Regions from separate parts of the Homo sapiens genome. Here region 2 is linked to region 1. The links are chromatin loops, found by intact Hi-C in ENCODE. Cell type or tissue: adrenal gland. All regions are shown on one strand. Each heading gives the region's core, and the rest is flanking DNA. Links, peaks and the distances in the headings are about the cores only. Region 1 has its middle 9.0 kb from the start of CLEC7A. Region 2 holds the start of CLEC9A (C-type lectin domain containing 9A).

Evidence for each region. Hi-C counts contacts between places; a loop is a spot of excess contacts. Peaks named below come from ENCODE experiments on the same cell type or tissue, not always from the same donor. Only the 100,000 strongest peaks of a DNase experiment are listed, where the experiment ranks them.
Region 2: a loop joins it to region 1, with 2.5 times the contacts of the local background. A loop is called at or near these places in 78 of 110 quality-filtered maps.

Annotation. Positions count from the first base shown.
Region 1 is chr12:10,135,334-10,143,160 of GRCh38, reverse strand. No RefSeq gene overlaps it. Among named protein-coding and RNA genes, the nearest start is that of CLEC7A, 9.0 kb to the right of the region's middle. In adrenal gland, for the core only: a CTCF peak has its summit at 2,945 (motif pointing right); no DNase peak of the experiment used is centred there.
Region 2 is chr12:10,029,622-10,037,448 of GRCh38, reverse strand. CLEC9A (C-type lectin domain containing 9A) reads right to left here and starts at 6,767. Exons shown (of 9, transcript NM_207345.4): 1 at 6,477-6,767. It overlaps LOC102724020 (a long non-coding RNA gene), which reads left to right and starts at 6,826. Exons shown (of 4, transcript NR_169587.1): 1 at 6,826-6,906. In adrenal gland, for the core only: a CTCF peak has its summit at 3,452 (motif pointing left); no DNase peak of the experiment used is centred there.

The DNA of each region.
Region 1 (7,827 bases), core at 1,748-4,247:
CTAAGACTAATTTTTACATTTTAAAAGGGTTATTAAAAATATGTGCAGCAAAGACTGAAAGTGGACTGCAAAATCTAAAATGGTTACCCTCTCTCCCTTTTCAGAAGATATTTACTGACTCCTGATGTAAATAAACTATTGTTCATGCATGCATTTCTGTAATGAGAAATAAATATGATAGTTAAGCACAAGGGCTCTGAAGTTGAACTGAGTTCAAATCCCAGTTAATTACTGAACATTTCTGTTGTCTAAGGCAAGCTATGTACCCTCTTAATGCCTTGAAGTTCTCAACTGAAAGAGGAATACCACTAATAGCTACCTCAGAGATATTTGAGGATTTAATGGAATGATGTTTATAAAGTCCTTCACAATGTGCCTAGAATTTGGTAAGAGTTCAAGAAATGTTAGCTACTCATATATTTGTTTAATTTTTTTTATCTTCTTAAGGCCCTATAAATATTCTGGTTTTGATTGTCGATTCTTAAGTTCTTAGAACATATTGGTCAAATAATCTAAAGGACCTGTTAATTAGGTTTAATTGCACTGGTAAACATTGCTTTGGATTCTTTGTTGTTGTTGTTGTTAAAATAGCATGCTGTGGAACATATCCTGACTTGGCCCTTCTTTTACTAACCATAAAAAGTAACATCCAGCATTTCTGCAGTTTTTTTTTTTTTAATTGTGGAGATTTGTCTGAGGTTTATTGGGGCTCTGAAAGAAAACTTGAGTTGGTATGGGAACAGATGGTATATAAGTGAATGTAATTTCAAATATCCAATTACCTTAGAGTATTTCATACAGTAAACTTTGGGCTGTGCTGGCTTAGCAGAATGTGTATACTTTCCTGAATTTATTGTTTAAGGTTTTTTTGTTTGTTTTGTTTTTGGTTTTTTGCTTGTTTATTTATTTATTTATTTTTTTGAGACAGAGTCTCACTTAGCCATCCAGGCTGGAGTGCAGTGGCGTGATCTTGGTTCAATGCAACCACTATCTCCTGGGTTCAAGCGATTCTCCCATCTCAGCCTCCCGAGTAGCTGGGATTACAAGCACCCGCCATCATGCATGGCTAATTTTTGTATTTTAGTAGAGACAGGGTTTCACCATGTTGACCAGGCTGGTCTTGAACTCCTGACCTCAGGTGATCCGTCCGCCTTGGCCTCCCAAAGTGCTAGGATTACAGGCGTGAGTCACCACGCCAGGCCTGTTCAAGTTTTTAAAATGTAACAAGTAAAATGAGCAAATTTAAGACATTCCATCTTTATATTAATATCTTCAAATGTACTTCCTTTGCATCTGTGTTTATCTCCCAGATCCTCTTAATCTCCACTTTTCCATGATCCCCCTCATCCCATGATGGATAACACCTGTAAAAATGTGCCATTTTTACTGATGGAGTACTCGTTTCCTGGAAGTAAATTAAAAATATATGGGTATATTTTTAATATTATTCTTTACATATGCATATATTTTAATTGTTATTCATATATATATAAAAGAATTGAGGAGTTCTAAGCATTGACAGAGTTGGGAAGCACAGAATTAAGTAGGAGTATCATCCATCTGACTTGTATGTGGACCATAAGGAAATCTGAGGGCTTTGATAATTATTAAACTGAACTTTGGTGACAACACAGTTAAATTTAATGGTCCATGTTATATTCCAACAAACAGTCAAATGTCTCAGATCTTCCCTAGTTCTTTTACTCCTTTAACAGCACAGCTGATAGATAATTTGTATCTCAACTCTCAGATAACATACAATCCAATAGCAATATTATAAATAATTCAAATTCAGTAAAGCATCCTATAATACTGATAGCAGAAATCTATCTCAGTATATTCATAAATATCAAATTGTCTGCCTTCGGTAAGCTTATACAACACTGTCTTATTTATTTACAATAAATACCAAACCTTTTACAAATTAAAATAATTACTTATGCCTGTCTTATTACTTTGTTATATTTTGAAAATGCTACAGGATATCTACTATGTACTTTTTTTTTTTTTTGAGACAAGGTCTTGCTCTGTTGCCCAGGCTGGAATGCAGTGGCACGATCTTGGTTCACTGAAACCTCCGCCTCCTGGGTTCCAGCTATTCTTGTGCCTCAGCTTCCCGAGTAGCTGGGACTACAGGCATGTACCACCATGTCAGCTAATTTCTGTATTTTTAGTAGAGATAGGGTTTCACCATGTTGGCCAGGCTGGTCTCGAACTCCTGGCCTCAAGCAATCAACCCACATGGGCCACCCAAAGTGCTGGGATTACAGGTGTTAGGCACTGCACCTGACCAGCTGTGTAATTTTTAAAAGGCTGAATATATACTTCAGTAAGTTAGATAAAAAATAACAACTTCAGATATTTTGATTTCCCCTTCACTCTTATTTTTACAAAGATATATGGATTAGAATTGTTTTTTTCTCATTTTTGGTTTATTCATTAATTAATTCATTTATTTATCAACGCTCTAGTGAATACCTTCTTTCTTTAGTGCTAACAGGGTTGACAGTAATGAATATACTTAGAACCTGTTCTCATGGTGCCTACAGTGTGGTATGGAGGAAGAAAATAAACAAATTAAAAATAGCTAGCTATATGATCTTATTCATCCATTTAATGTAGTCAGTGCATCACTCTAGGCACTGGGAGTTGGTACTGAGCAAGATATGTTCCCTTCTTTCTAGGAACTGATGGTGGCAGAAATTTAAAATTAAAAATAAATGTACATGGTAATTATTGAACTCTAACAGGTGATCTTAATAGAAGCTAACTCCTAATGATGATAATTCCTTAGGAATGAAGAACCATAGATGCCTTTTAGCAGAATGAAAGTGCCATTTTTATTATGAGACAGGTCTAGCCTGCAGAAATTTTTCAGTTTTACTTGCAAATGAATAAAATAGATTAAATTCCTCTAACTTACCTTGAAATTCCTAAAACGAAGCAGCAGATGGCACCGTCACCTCATTCATGCCTGCTGATTTTGCCACATCATTTTGGTTAACTCATGCTGGCTTAGCTGAGCTCAAACACCACAAGGAATCTATTTTTATCAGTTTTTCTGTACTTACCTTATTTGCCATACAAGGATCCCAACAGAGATTTAAGACCCATTATCATTTTACTGGTGAAGAAGCAAGCATAGAAAATTAAACAATATATCTAAAGTCATACAGTCCATCAGTGACAGAGTCAGAAGCAGCAATGCCACATGCTGCATTTACTGGGTAGAACGTAGACTCTGAAATTCCAAGCTCTACAAGTAACTTGAAGTTTTTTCCTTCTTATGTAATTTAATTCACCTATATTGAGCTGTTTCTTTTATTTATTTATTTATTTATTTTGTTTCGAGGTGAGGTCTCGCTCTGTTGCCCAGGCTGGAGTGCAATTGTGCAATCTCTGCCTCCCGTGTTCAAGCAATTCTCTCACCTCAGCCTCCCGAGTAGCTGGGATTACAGGGGCGTGCCACCATTCCTGGCTAATTTTTGTATTTTCAGTAGAGATGGGGTTTTACCATGTTGGCCAGGCTGGTCTCGAACTCCTGACCTCAGGTTATCCACCCACCTAGACTTCCCAAAGTGCTTAGATTATAGGTGTGAGCCACTGTGTCCACCTTTTTTTTTTGTTGTTTGCTTTTTTAGACAGAGTCTTACTCTGTTGCCCAGGCTGGAGTGTAGTGTCAGGATCTCAGCTCACTGCAGCCTCCTCTGCCTCCCGGATTCAAAGGATTCATGCTTCAACCTCCCGAGCAGCTGGGATTACGGGCCTGTACCACCATGCCCTGCTAATTTTTGTATTTTTAGTAGAGATGGGGTTTTGCCATGTTGGCCAGGCTGGTCTTGAACACCTGGCCTCAAGTGATCTGCCCGCCTCGGCCTCCGAAAGTGCTGGGATTACAGGTGTGAGCCACTGTGCCCGGCCTGTTACCCCTCTTTTAAAAAGTGAATGGAATTTGTCAGGTGACTAGCTTCCAAATATTTTCATTGCTCAATTGCTTTTTTTCTAAATGAAATTGTATATAAAATTTCCACCTATCAAAAAAGCAACATCAGAGATGCTCTGGTTGAATCAATATTGGGACAGTCCAGAGACCTTCCTGTTTGGCCTGTCCTGCATCACATTCTGCTGTATTTTTCTACTAAAGATGATGCTGAGTTATAGGATACAGAACTGAAACATGGATGTCCAATAAAGTAACAAAAGTGAATGCAATGGAACACAGAGCCGCTATGGGTAAAATAAAGAGGGATGACCCACAGGTAACCTAAAGCAAACAAATAAACATACACAGCTGAATTTTGCTTCCTATGCCATTTTTTTTCTTGACTCCCACATTTGGAGATGCTTTTTCTTCTCTTCCAAGGTTTCTCCATTTGTACCCACGACAGGAACTGTCTATTTCGAGGGTAGATTTTACCTCCATGCCATTGCTCAAGAGTCTCCTGAAACTATCTCCTGCAGTCAAGATGAAAATGGCCAATTTGGGACTCAGTGTCCTTGGTCAACTGCCTTGTTCTTGCTTCTTCCATTTTATCTCACTGAACCCCAGGACTCCTTTTCCCAGCTACTAGGGAGGCTGACGAAGGAGAATCGCTTGAACCCGGGAGGCAGAGTTTGTGGTGAGCCAAGATGGCGCCACTGCACTCCAGCCTGGGCAGAAGAGTGAGATTCCATCCCTCCGAAAAAAGACAATTCAAAATTCAAGTAAATGATAAGTTTAAAAATACCAAAACTTGGTTTCAGGATTAATTCTAAAATTCATTTAATTGAATTTTTCTCTGATTGTACTCTTGAAAAAGAAGTAAGTGTAATATCGTATTGAAATGGTCAGAAGAAAAGGAGGGAGGAGAAGAAATAACACTTTTTTAAAAAAAGAGGACATAGAAAACTTATAAATAGGCTGTTTATTTATTGTATATGAAATTTACTTATAAACTCATAAATAGCCTATTTATAAGTTTTCTATGTCCACCTTTTCAAGGAAAAGGAGTCCTGGGGTTCAGTGAGTTAAACTGGAAGAAGCAGGAACAAGGCAGTTGACCAAGGACATTGAGTCCCAAACTGACCATTTTCATTTTGACTGCCCGAGATAGTTTCAGGAGACCCTTGAGCAATGGGCATGGGGGTAAAATCCACCCTTGAAATAGACTGTCCCTGTTGTGGGTACAAACGGGATTACAGGCACCTGCCACCACACCCAGCTAATTTTTGTATTTTTAGTAGAGACAGGGTTTCACCATGTTGGCCAGGCTGGTCTCGAACTCCTGACCTCAAGAGATCTGCCTACCTCAGCCTCTCAAACTGCTGAGATTACAGGCGTGAGCCACCACCCCCAGCCTGAATTGCCTTTTTTTCTTCCTATTTCCTTCTCAACATTATTTCTAGGTTCCTTACCTTATCACAAAACCTCCATGTGTATCTTCTACACTGTTCTTTCCATTTTCTCACTACTTAACATACCTGGTTGTACTTCTTTATTTTTTCCTCCTCTCATTGCCATGACTACAATCCCTTCTCCTGAATCTTTTGAATTTTTTGGCTCTGTCAATTTAGATTTTCATTATAATCTGACTTCCTAAGAAAAAAGAAATGTCAAGTTATTTTGTCCTCTACTTAAAACTAATTGCCAGGATGCTCTGCAGCTTGAAGTTAAACTACCAGGGAAGTCTTTTAGGACAATGCCTCATACTCTTCTGTTTGATTTGTCTTGCTCTTTTTTCTTGTTTGTTTGAGACAGCCTGTAGCTCAGGCTGGAGTGCAGTGGTAGGATCTCGGCTCACTGCAGCCTTAATCTCCTGAGCTCAAGCGATCCTCCTGCCTCAACCTCCTGAGTAGCTGGGACTACAGGCACATGCCACCATGCCCGACTAATTTTTTGTTGTGGTGATCGGACCCAACACCAGGTCGTGGGGGTGACGAAGTCCAACAGAGTCAAAGGAATGAGAAAAGACAGTTTGAGAGAGAAAGTGGGTCCAGGGGGCCAACACTAGTTATGGAGGCTGCGAAGGCCCCGAGCTCCGGAAGCCCAGACTGTTTATTGGTGATCAAACAAAGAAACAGGTGGTGAGAACGTGGGGGTCGAAAGGGAGCGTTGCATTAAGCACATGAGTTACAGCTGTGATGGTTTAGCATTTATATGGCCAATTCTGAGACACAATCGATCTAGGAGCCTGGTAGGGCGAGAAGCAAGGAGCCAGCAAGTCTAGACACATTCGAGAGCCATGAGCCCTGGATTCTATCCAAGCCACGAGGGGTTTTATGCCCTGAGCTTAGATTATGGCGCATCAGGGTAGCCTTCCACCCTTAGCACAGAGTTTGGTGTTCCAAAGGCCATGAGAGGTTTCAGACTCTGGACCTGGACATGTTCCAACACTCTTTTATGTTATGTCAGACATGCAAGCCCTGCTTCAGCTTCTCCCAGCACTCATCTTTTCCCAACAATTTTTGTATTTTTTGCGGAGACAGGGTTTTGCCATGTTGCCCAGGCTGGTCATGAACTCCCGAGCTCTAGCTATCCTCCCACCCTGGCTTCCCAAAGTGTTGGGATTAAGGTGTGAACCACCATGTCTGGTTTTTTTTTTTTTTTTGGCTTTTTTAATCAAAATGTCATTAAAGGCCAGGTGAGGTGGCTCATGCCTGTAATCCTAGCACTTTGGGAGGTTGAGGCAGGTGGAGTACCTGAGGTCAGCAGTTCGAGACCAGCCTAACCAACATGGAGAAACCCCGTCTCTACTAAAAATACAAAAAATTAGCTGGGTATGGTGGCACATGCCTGTAATCCCAGCTACTTGGGAGGCTGAGGCAGGAGAATCACTTGAACCCGGGAGGCGGAGGTTGCAGCGAGCTGAGATCGCGCCATTGCACTCCAGCCTGGGAAACAAGAGCGAAACTCCATCTCAAAAATAAATAAATAAATAAAATAAAAAGTTATTAAAGATTAATTTATATGGAATAGTTTACAGTACCCATTCTCAATTTTGCATTTCAGGGACTATTAAAGGGAAGAACAAAGGCCTCTGGAGGGGGGTGCTGGGAAGAGCAGATGCTCTGTGCCCTGGCAGTGAGTCCGGCTCCTTTAAGGAAGTACTAGAGACCTGCCAGGTGTCAGTTTATTTGATGGCAACTAAATGTTAAAAGCAAAGTCACAAAGAAGAAAGGAGGAGCATGGGCTTGGCAATTGGGAGCTGGGGATCCCTGGCAGGGAAGGTGGGAGAGCTATGAATGACTACACCATCTAAAATGAAGCATTTGTAAGTGTTGTGAGTAAAGCTAAGTAAATTTGGTGCTTCAGTCAATCCAAGGGATACCGAAGTAATTTTTTTTACATGTCTTTCTTCCTCAAATATAATGAGAAATCAATTAGGATTGGGATTGAGCCTCAGGTTTGTGAATATAGTAAATATTCAGTAGATATTTAATTGTTAATGGATGAATAGAGAAAACAAGGAAAGGAAGGAGGCAGAGAGTCAGAGAAGAGGAAGAGAGGAAAGAGGCCCAATTTAGCATTCAAATTGGAAGAGAAATTTGATTTTTTTTTAATTGGGAAGGTACTTTGAAATGTTGCTATCTTCTGAGGACTGAACATGTTTTTCTGCAGTGGTTCTTAAGTTTAATGCTTAGTTTGGTTTTAATAATCTTGTTTTCTTTGTTATTTTTATTATTTTTTTGAGACAGAGTCTTGCTCTGTTACCCAGGCTGGAGTGCAGTGGCGCCAGCTTGGCTCACTGCAACCTCTGCCTCCGGGGCTCAAAGAAACCCTCTCACCTCAGCCTCCCAAGTACTTTGAACCACAGGCATGTACCACCATAGCTGGCTAATTTTTTGTAT
Region 2 (7,827 bases), core at 1,934-4,433, 110 kb after region 1:
TGCCTGAATGGTCTCTGGCCACCTGAGACACGGAGCTGAAATAAGTATGTGGGAAAATGAATGAATGAATGAATACAAATTATTGTAAAATAAGAATTTGTAAAATAGCCAATAATTATACAAATGCAGGTAAATAAGCAATGTAGTTCGAAAGCGCTCAGTGAGCCCGCCCTATTCCTGATTGTGTATTGTTGAACGGCATGGTTTAGAAGGTGCTTCTGTCAATTTTTACTTTGCAAACATCTATTCCTTGATTTTACCTACTACTATGACCACCAACACCCACTGATTTACTAAAAATTGGGTATATAATTATCTTGTTTTCATTCATCTTTTCTGAATGTACGTAATAGGTATAGTTCACATTTGTTTTAATGTTTACTCTTAGAAGTGTTCTGAGTCTTTATTTACAAGGTAGGTGATGTTTTTGTGACCAGAAATATGCTGGTTGGTTTGGTTCTACCTTGTTTCTACGCAGCTTCTAAGAATCTATTGATGATGTTAAGTGAGAATTTCCTGTGTTACCCAATACGTATTTGTTGAATGAATGAATGCATATATGTATGACGGGCATTATCATCCTGATTTTGATCATGGGAAGAGAAGTTTAAGAAATTTGGGGGACTTTTTAAATCATGGTATTTCTTGTAAAAAGTAGTACCTAGTAGCATCTACCCAGTTTGTAAATTCTTTCTACTACACTTTGATGTCTTTCATAGACTCTATTATCTATGTGTATAGCTGAAGAATGAGTAAAAGATACTAAGATAACAATGACAAGGAGTACATGCAGTAAGAATTGAAATTAGTGGAATGTATAACATTGTAGATAAGACTGATTAATATACAGGGATGGCCTGTGGATGTGTAGAAGAGAAGGGCAATAAGATGTTGACTACTGTGGGTGTTATGACTGCAGACAGAAACAAAAGAAGTATTTTGTAATTGGTCATAGCTTTTCACAGACTTCTTACCACCTTTAAGCTAAAGCCTCAGGTGCTTCTATTAGTGATATTCAGTCCTCTCTCTCAGCCCTCTTCATTACAATTGTTGGTTTGCCTTTGACTTACCAGGCTTTCACACAAATACTAAATGCTATTTAATTTGTAAAGGGGTAAGATTTCCTGTCATAGAAAAGTATAGTTAATATTTTCTCCTTCATTTACAGAAAGCTTAAACATGTGGATTTCAAAGTGGAATGAGCTTTATTAAAAGTTAATACACCAAACAACTAATAACTATCAGACCAAAATTATGGCAGAACATTTGTGACAAACAGTAGTGAAAATGAAGGGAAAAATGTGTCAGACTGCAGTCCTATCACAAAGTTTATCAGGCATTTGCATACCAAACATGGAAGTAAAAATTAAATAAGAATGAATGATAATCAGTTGGATTAATTAAGATTTGCATTGGTATTTGAAGGAAAGGTAAATATTGCCTAAGAAGAAAAAGAAGAAGGCAATGTTTATCAGGCAGGGCAAACATCTTAATAAAAACTGGGAGTTTGAATAAGTATACTTCTTGTAAAAAGCAGTACCAGGCACCGGGCATGGTGGCTAACTCCTGTAATCCCAATACTTTTGGAGGCTAAGGTGGGAGGATTGCTTGAGCCCGGGAGCTTGAGATCACCTTGTGCAACATGGTGAAACCCATGGTTTAAAAAATTAGCTGGGTGTGGTGGCGCACGCCTGTAGTTCCATTGCGTGGGAGGCTGAGGTGGCAGGATCACCTGAGCCCAAGAGGCAGAGGTTGCAATGAGCTGAGATCGTGGATCTTGCCACTGCAGTCCAGCCTGGGTGACAGAGCCAGACCCTGTCTCAAAAACAAAACAATAACAACAACAAAAATGTACTATCATCTAATCTACTCAGTGCGATTATGGGAAATAGTGCGATTGATTGAGGGAAAGTGGTCTGATCAAGTATATTTGAATTGAGGATTCATAGTATGTTAAGTATATTTGCCATTGCACTTTCCTTTAAAATTACTACAAAATTTCATGGCAAGGGCAATTAATTAATCATTTATTTGAACATATGTGATACAGAAGTGGGGCAGAGAAGTGCTGGATAGAGAAAGGCGGATCCCTGGCGAGGGCTCCACCCCCGGGCCTTTGCCCACCGACCTGGATGAGGACAGGCACTCCTGCCTTCATGCCCAGATGTTGCATTTCCCAAGACCATCCTGGCCCGCATGTCCCCATCCTGTGCCTATAAAACCCCCAAGACCCTAGCAGGCAGACACATAAGTGGCTGGACATTGAGAGTAGTCATCAATGGAACAAGACATAAGTGGCTGGACGTCAAGAGCATATCGGCAGGCCACCAACTGGTGAAACAAGGCAGAGTTTGGCCGGGACAATCAGAGGAGAGCCTGGGCCACTGAGTGGCCAGACTCCAGGGGAAAACCATCACCCTTTTGGCTCCACCATCCGCTGAGAGCTACTTCCTTTCACTAAAACCTTGCACTCATTCTCCAAGCCCACGTGTGATCTGATTCTTCCAGTACACCAAGGTAAGAACCCTGGGATGCAGAAAGCCTCTGTCCTTGCTATAAGGTAGGGGTCTAATTGAGCTGACTAACACAAGCCACCTATGGACGGCTAAACTAAAAGAGCACCCTGTAACACACGCCCACTGGGGCTTCAGATACAAACATTTACTCCTAGACACTACCGTGGGGCCGGAGCCCCACAGCCTGCCCCTCCCCTAGAGGTCTGAGTAGCGGGGCACTGAAGAAGCGAGCCATACCTCCATTGCACACTCTGCTAGGGGGACAAGAGAACTTTTCCCATTTCATATGTTTATTGATCACTGTGGAAGTCCCAGGCATGTTTCTATTTTCTGGGGACTAATCGTTAATGAATCATACAAGCAATGAGCTTGTATTATAGTAAAGGGTGGGGAGCACAGATAGTAAAGAAACATAGAAAGCAAAGACCAATATAATTTTACATCGAAAGCAAAGATCAACATAATTTTACATCATGAAAAGTGCTACAAATGAAGAAAAGTGATATAATTGAGTTCTTCCAGACAGGCTGGAGGCAGACCCTGGTTGGGCTCATGAGAATTGGTTTGTTTAAGCTTCACTGTCAGTGCTTGGGCAATGTCCCAGCTTTCTTCCTTTTTTTAAGATAATCCAGAATAATCCAAACTTACTTCCACTATGACAGCTGCCATTTATTGCTCTTTCTATATGCTTTTATCAGTTACATTTGTGGTAGGCATTAAACTTATGACAAATTTACTGCTAAGAAAAATAAAGCACAGAGGCTCAGTAACTTGCCAAAAGCCACAGGGCAAGTAAGTGTTGATCCAGGATTTGAATCAATCAGCCTGTCTTCACAGTGCTTCATTTTAATTCAGACATTTTATTATCCTGGTCAGGCATACTCACCTAATTGGGTGACTATATTAATACATTTAAAAATAAATTCCATCCTATATCCATCCTCTGTCTCCTCCTTGTGGCCATTTATTTTTCTTCTGCTTTTAGTTTATTTTTGTTTCCCTTATGCCTTTGATAACTCTGGCTTTCATCTTCATTTTTCCCTATTTCTTTTTTTGTAAATAATTCTGAATTAATTGTCATTCTGGCCATTCTCTGGGTACTATCCAATTTAGGCCCCACTTTAAAAGTGTCCTCTGAAACAGGCATAAGATGTGAGAATGGAAAGACTGTTAAAGAACAGAGTGAGAATGAATCCTCCTATCATGTTAACTCAGCATTTCTTTTAAGGTATTCTCAATCAACAATACTTCCATAATTAATAACTGTGCTTCCATATTTTCCAAGGTGAACAATATTTTCTGACATGTTTAATTCATGTGAGAGCAGCAAGAAAAGTCAAAGGTGATTCCAAGTTTTTGGCAGAGGAACCGTAGGTATGGAATATTCATTTATCGAGATGGAGAAACTCATTGGGAAGAGTCACTCATTTTTTGATGTGTTAAGTTAAAAAATCCTAAAATATATCAAAGTCAATATGCCAAGAATCCAGTCAGATATGTGGTTCTGGAGATCAAGCAATGGTATGGAAATATAATTTTGGACATTATCAATGTATGGCTATTAAGTCATGAGGTTACAAGAGATTAATTCCCATTCTGGCCATTCTATGGGTACTATCCAATTTAGTTCATCCCAGGATAAATTAAAAAAAAAACAAGAGGACCAAGAACTGAATTCTGGGACACAACAACATTTTAAATTAATTTAAGGAGGAATCCAAATCTGAGGGAGGATTGGGTTGTGAATGAAGCAAAAGGAAATTGAAGAGAACGGTGTCCTAGGGAACACTGTATTTTAGAGAAGAATGTATGTTATGAAAAGGGAATAATCTTTTTTTTTTTTGAATGCTTATCTGGTGCGTGAGATGAATTCTGAGAACTAGCCATTAGATGTGTTCATGTGGAGGTTAATGGTGACTTTGACTGGAGTGTTTTCATAGAAATAGTGAAGGAAAAAGCCTAATTAACATAAAGGAAAAGTAGGATGAAACAGTAAGCACAGAGAGATTTTTGAACATTTTTGTTGTCAAGAAAATTAGAGAAATGTTAAGAAGAAATATAAGAAAATTAGAATCGTGTGTATGGGGGCATGGTAAACAAAAGATGGCTTTTGCTTGTTTTTAACATAGGAGATATTATACCATGTTGGGAGGTGAAGGTGAGTGAACAAGTGGAGATGAAAAGAAATTGATAGTGCCAGAGCGAACCAAAGAAAGAAAATTACAAGCTTGAAATCCCTATTGGCCGGGCGCGGTGGCTCACACCTGTAATCCCAGCTCGTTGGGAGGCCGAAGCGGGCGGATCACGAGGTTAGGAGATCGAGACCATCCTGGCTAACACGGTGAAACCCCATCTCTACTAAAAATAAAAAAAAATTAGCCAGGCTTGGTGGCGGGTGCCTTTAGTCCCAGCTACTCGAGAGGCTGAGGCGGAAGAATGGCGTGAACCCGGGAGGCGGAGATTGCAGTGAGCCGAGATTGCGCCACTGCAGTCCAGCCTGGGTGACAAAGCGAGACTCCGTCTCAAAAAAAAAAAAAAAAAAAGAAATCCCTAAGGAGGTAGGTGGATGGATTTTAATATACAGATGGAGATTGAGCATAGATTATGTTACGGGATCTTTGGGATGTTGATTTTCTGTTCAGAAACCTGTGTGGCTGTGGCGTCTTTGCCCGAGTTCTTGTCCTGCGTCTATGGTTGCTAGATTGTATGTTAATATTATACTTAGCTCTGTAAGAAACTGCCACACTGCCTTCCAAAGTGGCTATGCCTTTTTACCTCTCACCAGCGGTGAATGAATGCTCCTGTTGCTCCACATCCTTGCCAGCATTGGATGTTGTGAGTATTTTGGATTTTAGTCATTCAAATAGTATACAGTGGTTTCTCATTGTTGTTTTAATTTGCAATTCCCTCCTAAGGTATGACATTGAGCATCTGCAACACTGAACTTAGCTCTCCAAACAAGGCTCAGCCTTGTCTGCATTCCTTTCCCTACCCTCACTTCCCCTTCTACTTGGAATGTTATTTGTAGCATTTGTTTGTCTCCTGTAACCCTGCCAATCCTTCCCAATCCTCAGAGCCTTCACTGACAGCATCGGGCGGCTCACTCGTTCCTGCTGCCATAGTAATTTGTGCGTAACTTTTCTTGAGATTTATCACATCCTGTTATTATATGCTGTTTCTTCTACCGACATTGGTTGCTACTCCCATTTCTCAACCTCCTGGCTTCAAGCAATCCTCCCACCTTGGCCTTCCAAAATGCTGGGATTACAGGTGTAACTAACTGCACCTGGTCTTGCTACTCCCGTTTCTAAATAAAATTTCAATCTGAGTAAAAACTAAAGCCAATTTCTTCCCAAAATGGTGGGGGGCACTGGACACAATATCGAAGACCATTAGCACAATCAGTAGCACCAGACAATGAGTCAGCAGAGTCACTAAAGCCTCAGGCCACGAGTTAGAAGACACTTCACAGATTAAAGGAAATCAACAGAGGAGTAAGAAATAACCAGGGATGGCCTCCTGGAGATTTCGTGTTTGACTCCCTTTCCCTCTCTATCTCTAAAGAGAAAGTGCAGAGGGCATTTTAGACTGAGGGATCAGTAGGAGCAAGAGTAAGGAAGCTACCTGATTTACAGAGGCTGTCTACTGCCTGCAGTATCAGGCCATTGAAATACACTTAACGTCTTTCCACCAGCGGCTCCAGCCTTCCCCTCCACTTGCATCTTCCCTCATCCATCTCTGCAGATGATACATACTCCCACATATCATTCATTATTTCTTAAATATATCAGCTCACACCTTCATATTATTTTACATTTCTTCAGAATCTTTCCTAACCTAGAATGCCCTTTCCCCTTTCTCCTTTAATCATGCCTTTCTTATAAAGTAGGTTCAGATGACCTTCTCTGTCAGCATCATCTGTAATGACATACCTTCCACCCTACTGCCAGTGGTTCTTACCTCTTCTGCAGAGAGTATCATCAGTTTGAATCATTTAGATCTTGGCTAACATGGGAATCTTTACCATTGTGTGGATCAAATACCCAGATCTTGATAAGAAAAATAAAAATGCTATTGTCACATAAATGGCTGGGTTTAATCATCTGTGGGCCTTAGAGTATGTTTTCTTCAGGACAAGGTAGGCCGTTGTGCTTCACAAGAGCTTGCGAGTTATTTGAGAAGAATCAAAACATGTTGCCAGTCTAGCAGAAAAGCATTTCAACTTCACCACAGATTGCCACAGCCGGGTACAAACGGAAGTCCCGCCCCCTTCCAGGTTGTTGGGGTGGGAGCTGCCGGATGAGCTGCTGCGGCCCTCGGGGCGCAGGACCACACCATCTGCGCAGCCTGCACCCTCGCGGCCCGGTAAACTTGACAGTTTCTTATAGAGGTAAGTATAGTATTAACAGACAATCTAGGAACCATAGAAAGTGGAAAACCTGTACACACTGCTGAGACCAGCTCGGTCTGGGAGACCCTAACCCAGAGGCGCTAGAGGAATTAAAGACACACACAGAAATATAGAGGTGTGAAGTGGGAAATGAGGGGTCTCACAGCCTTCACAGCCGAGAGCCCCGAACAGAGATTTACCCACGTATTTATTAGCAGCAAGCCAGTCATTAGCATGGTTTCTGTAGATATTAGGTTAACTGAAAGTATCCCTTATGGGAAACAAAGGGATGGGCCGAATTAAAGAAATAGGTTGGGCTAGTTAACTGCAGCGGGAACATGCCCTTAAGGCATAAATTGCTCATGCTATTGTTTGTGGCTTAAGAATGTCTTTAAGTGGTTTTCCACCCTGGGCGGGCCAGCTGCTCCTTGCCCTCATTCCCGTAAACCCACCACCTTCCAGCATGGGTGTTAGGGCCATCATGAACATGTCACAGTGCTGCAGAGATTTTGTTTATGGCCAGTTTTGGGGCCAGTTTATGGCCGGATTTTGGGGGGCTTGCTCCCAACACACACAAAAACTGGCACACACATTTTCACAGGAGCTTTATTCATAATTGCCAGACATTAGAAGTAATTATGATGTCTTTCAAAAGATGAGTGGATAAACAAACTGTGGTACATTCATGCAATGGAGTATCATTCGACAACAAAATGAAATGTTGTCAAACTATGAAAAACATGGAGGAATCTTAAATGCATATTACTACGTGAAAGAAGCCGGTTTGAAAAGCTATCATATTATCCTAGCTATATGACATTCGAGAAAAACCAAGACAAAGAAAACAAAGAGATCAGTTGTGACCAATGATTCAGGGGAAGAGGAAGATTGATAGGAAGGGGGAAGATTGCTGAGTAGGTA